Linked DNA regions of Homo sapiens: region 2 is linked to region 1. Evidence: read pairs that join two places in POLR2A ChIA-PET (ENCODE). Cell type or tissue: K562. All regions are shown on one strand. Region 1 overlaps RAB40B (RAB40B, member RAS oncogene family). Region 2 overlaps NARF (nuclear prelamin A recognition factor).

Region 1 (2,500 bases):
TCTCAGGAAATGAGGCACTCACTCCTAGGCTTTGGCAATGGCCAGTGTCGCTGGTCCCCTCTGGAGCCCCAGGCCCTTCTCTCTCGTGCTGAGGGTGGTCACCGACCACAGGTGCATGTGACACAAACAGCAAAACCATGCCGCGTCCCACCGCTCATCCGTGAGGTTGTGTCTCGTGTGCGGGGCCAGCCCCTGGCCCACTGGGGAATCTCCCATTGATGTAGGTGTGTTCGTTGCATGTGCAGACTCCGGGAAACAGCGCTGGCTGTCCCAGGGCCGCCTCCTCTGGGAACTGATCCCTGGGGAGCACCCTTTCCACCCTCATTTGTTTCTTCCTTTTTTTTTTTTTTTTTTTTTCTGAGACAGAGTCTCACTCTGTCTCCCAGGCTGGAGTGCAGTGGCACGATATCAGCTCACTGCAACCTCCGCCTGCCGGGCTCAAACAATTCTCCTGCCTCAGCCTTCCGAGTAGCTGGGACTACAGGAGCACACCACCATGTCCAGCTAATTTTTGTATTTTTAGTAGAGACGGGGTTTCACTATGTTGGCCAGGCTGGTCTCCAACTCCTGACCTCGGGTGATCCGCCTGCCTCGGTCTCCCAAAGCGCTGGGATTATCGGTGTGAGCCGCCAAGCCCGGCCTTTCATTTGTTTCTTGGAGCTCCGTTCTGGTCTTTGTGGGTCCCAGTACCTGCTGCGTGTGCCGTCATCTGAGAACTCAAGCCCTGCCTGCAGCTCACGCCAGGCAGTTCCCTGTATCCCTCCCCTCTTAGGGGCACACTGGAAGGGCTGACTCCATGTGAGCTCTTACAGTTGAACTGGAAGAGCAGGGATCCCACCGGCCTCTCTCCCCTGGTGTAGACCCACACTCCTTACTGCATAGATTTATCTTCAGATTCAACAAGTTTTTTAAAGCCTACATTGAATGTATTTAAATATCTGAGAATTATGTTAAAACCGTCACTATTTTTTCTAGTTTGACTTTTTAAATGACAGAGAAGAGCATGAGCCTGGGAGGACATCCCAACACCCGGATCCCTTCAGGGACATTGGAAAGTTTTGTTGGGGTCTCACGCTGGCGGCGTGGTGGCTGCTGACTGGCGGGTGTGTGGTGCACTTGCTGTGGCTCTGAAGTTCCAGAACCTGTTGTCAGGAAGAAGCACTGGTTTCTTCTTAATGGTCTCCAACATCTTTTCCAGGGATACTTCAGGCCAGGGAAGATTTTGTACCATATTCCGCTCCTACTCCCGGGGCGCACAGGTAACACAGCATCCCCCGAGCTGGGAGATCAAACCAACTTTGAATAATAACATTTACAATGCTTAACTTACCATCCTTTAATGGATGATTGGAGGACAAGGCGGTTAAGCTTACGTATAAATTGGTGCTGAGAGTCTAAAAACGTGCTGTAGAGTGGTTGGTTGTTTGAAAGACTTCATCAGTATTACGGATGTAAGCGTGCATTTACGGGACTGTGTGTGCATGTACACGTGTGTGCAGGTACGTGCACTGTGTATGCGTGCATCTGTGCATGAGTGCCTGTGTGTGTGTGTGTGTGTACATGTGTGTGCAGGTACGTGCACTGTGCATACGTCTGCATGAGTGCCTGTGCGTGTGTGTGTGCACGTGTGTGCAGGTATGTGCAGTGTATGTGTGCATCTGGGCATGAGTGCCTGTGCGTGTGTGTGTGTACACGTGTGTGTAGGTATGTGCACTGTGTATGCATCTGTGCATGAGTGCCTGCATGTGCGTGTATGTGTACACGTGTGCAGGTACTTGCACTGTGTATGCGTGCATCTGCATGAGTGCCTGTGCGTGTGTTTACACGTGTGTGAAGGTACATGCCCTGTGTATGCGTGCATCTGTGCATGAGTGCCTGTGCGTGTGTGTGTGTACACGTGCGTGCAGGTACGTGCCCTGTGTATGAGTCTGTGCATGAGTGCCTGCTTGTGTGTGTAATGTGTACGTGTGTGCTTGCCTGTTTATGTGCATGCATGTGCACACATGAACTGCGTGTGTGCACTGTGTGTGCATCTGTGCATGAGTGCCTATGTGTATGTGTATGCAACATGTGTGCAGGTATGCACTGTGTGCGTCTGTGCATGAGTACACGTGTGTACACGTGTGCAGGTATGTGCACTGTGTCTGTGCATGAGTGCCTGCGTGTGTGTATGCAACATGTGTGCAGGTACGTGCACTGTGTGTGCGTGCATCTGTGCACAAGTGCCTGTGTGTGCGTGAGCTCCATGTGTATGTGCACGTGTATGCGTGCAATCCATCCAGGTGAGTGGGCCACACTCCTCGAGAGGTGGCGATTACTGCGGTGCCCCTGCATCCTGTGTTCCTGGAGTGGCTCGTGGGTGTGAGTTCTAGTCCCCAGATCACCGTGACATTTGAGGGTTTATCACTGAGCTTATGAAATATCACTGAAAATGATCATAAAACTGCTACATTCAGTTGATAAATCAAAATTATGTACTTTGTGTTAAAATAAGGAAAGT
Region 2 (2,500 bases), 200 kb after region 1:
GCTGCCCCTCACACAGAGGGCCTGGGCAAAGCCAGTGGCCCCTGTCTGCCCGGGTCCCATCACAGCCCCCTTGGTCTCCACACGTCCAGCCCCACTGGCCCTTGCTGCTCTCGCCATCCTTCTGCATGAAGCAACCTCTAAGAGCCCCAGGCTCACCCTGGGTGGCCTTCAGCAGAGACGATGTCCAACACCTGCTAAAACAGCACCACCCCCTCACCCGTCTCTTCCCTCCCCACCCATCTGTACTTATGTTGCTGACTGCTAGCAGGAGTCTGTCCCTCCTCGCTAAAATGTAAGCTCATGAGAGCTTGAACACTGTCTTGTTCTCTTGTTCCTCAGCACTTCCAAGAGGTACTGCACACAGACAGTGCTCAATAAATAACTGGTGGATGAACATATGAATACTCTGAAGCTTACAGGAGTAATGTCAATAAATTACAGAAGCTCCTCAGGTAGTCCATGCATTCGTTTTTCTTTAAAACTTGATTTGACAGGAGACGGCTATGGATGTGCCTCCTCCTTCCACAGCGTGCTACGAACCGCAGCTCGGGTGTCACCTCTGCCTCCTGCCTACACATGACCCCATGTCTCTGTGCAGCCCACTCAACCTGGGATCTTGTTCTGCTGCAGATGGGCACTCAGGAGGTCCGCATGGGGCTCAAGAGTTTGTGCTTCTAACAAGTTCCCAGTGGGTCAAAGCCACAGCTCCACTCCAAACATCTGGTGCCCATAGCTGCATGAATTGTGCCTCCACAGCCCATCCCCACTGAGATGCCCATGACCAAACTGCCCCCCTCACCCAGCAGTGCCTCCTCCCTGCCTTGCCACCAGACATGCTGTGTATAACCCAGTCCTTCCATAAGTTTTCATGGTCCAGGTCTGATTCCCTCCTCACCCCTCACATTCTTTCTTCTTATTCCTCCTGCCTTCCACACTGATGCATTCTACAGAAGTCCTGTTCCCTTTTATCAGGCCTGCTGGCCTCACTCAGCCCAGGGCAGCCCTGCCACCTGCACTTCCAGCGGAGTGCTCTCACCAAACCCCAGACTCACACACCGTAGAAGGCCCAGTGTCTGTGGAGCTAAAACTGCACTCCCTTCCCTGCACTACGTCCTCTGTTCTGTCTCTATCACTCTGGTAGACTTGCCCAGGCCCACCACCTCTGCCTAGGCTCTCAAAGCTGCCACCCAAGTGGCTTCCTGCAATTCTTCCCCTACTCTAGCCAGCTTAAGTCGGTTACCTCCATCACCTGCCCTAAAACAAACACCTGAGTCACCCCCTCACGGTCTCCACAGCTCTGCACTGTCATTGACCTGGCCAAGGGGAGCCACTGTCTCTCCCTAGAGCACGTCTGTCCACACCCTCCTCTTGCCTGGTGTGCCAGTGCCCTTCCCTACACTCCCACCCTGAATTCTGACCACTCTTCAGGGTCCACTCCATTAACCCCAACCCAACTCCTCTCACCCTGTGTCCATCACTGACCTGGCAGGGCGCCCACTTAGGCTGTGTACACACGTTATCTCATCCTCACCACAGTCCTGGGAGGGAGGTAACCCTACTCCCCAGGCCTCTGATAAGGAAACGAGGCTCACAGGGCTTAGATATCTGTCTACAACGACACAACCAGAGGGCAGGTGAGGGAGGCCCCTGGGGTCGGCCACTCAGGCGCACTGGCCCCAGCTGCCTCCAGGGCTCCAATGCACCCTACCTCTCTTCTGCCTGTGGCCAGCTCTTTGGCTGCTTGTCTCAGGCCCTGTTGCTCCCTAAGCCCCACAGTCCCCACAGCACTGGCACACAGGGCAACCGGGAGAACACCTGTCAGATTAAACATGTCAGGACTACTAAACTTAAGGAAAAAATATGCTTCTGCCATATTGCCAACTCTCCATTTATAAACTGGTACTAGTACTTTCTAAGGGTAGACTGACCTTAACCTCTCCCAACACCCTTCACTCAGTAAAACAGGGATAATGGCCAGGCTTACATGTAATGTTCCTTCTGGGCGTGAAATGAGACTGCATGTAAAATGACATTCTTTTTTTTGAGACGGAGTCTCACTCTGTCGCCCCAGCTGGAGTGCAGTGGCGTGATCTCGGCTCACCTCAACCTCCGCCTCCCGGGTTCAAGCAATTCTCCTGCCTCAGGCTCCTGAGTAGCTGGGATTACAGGCATGCACCACCACGCCCAGCTAATTTTGTATTTTTAGTAGAGATGGGGTTTATCTATGTTGGTCAGGCTGATCTTGAACTCCTGACCTCAGGTAATCCACCCACCTCGGCCTCCCAAAGTGTTGGGATTACAGGTGTGAGCCACCATGCCTGGCTGTAAAATCACATTCTTGAGAGCCAGGCTCAGGTTATGTATCCAATAAACAGAGACCATAGCTACTAGCTAAGGAGAATTTAAAAACAAGAACTGAATTAGAAGAGAGGCCAGGTGCAGTGGCTCACGCCTGTAATCCCAGCACTTTGGGAGGCTGAGGCAGGAGGATCACTTGAGC

The links. ChIA-PET counts read pairs that join two places held together with the same protein. Peaks named below come from ENCODE experiments on the same cell type or tissue, not always from the same donor. Only the 100,000 strongest peaks of a DNase experiment are listed, where the experiment ranks them.
Region 2: POLR2A ChIA-PET joins it to region 1 with 10 read pairs; 2 of 35 experiments call an interaction of 5 or more read pairs at or near these places.

Annotation. Positions count from the first base shown.
Region 1 is chr17:82,659,746-82,662,245 of GRCh38, reverse strand. RAB40B (RAB40B, member RAS oncogene family) reads left to right here. Exons shown (of 6, transcript NM_006822.3): 3 at 1,199-1,259. Among named protein-coding and RNA genes, the nearest start is that of MIR4525, 7.3 kb to the left of the region's middle. In K562, no CTCF peak of the experiment used is centred here; no DNase peak of the experiment used is centred here; H3K27me3 peaks cover 1,038 bases.
Region 2 is chr17:82,461,154-82,463,653 of GRCh38, reverse strand. All of the region lies in intron 2 of NARF (nuclear prelamin A recognition factor), which reads right to left. Among named protein-coding and RNA genes, the nearest start is that of NARF, 3.7 kb to the right of the region's middle. In K562, no CTCF peak of the experiment used is centred here; a DNase peak (open chromatin) is centred at 1,553; H3K4me3 peaks cover 671 bases.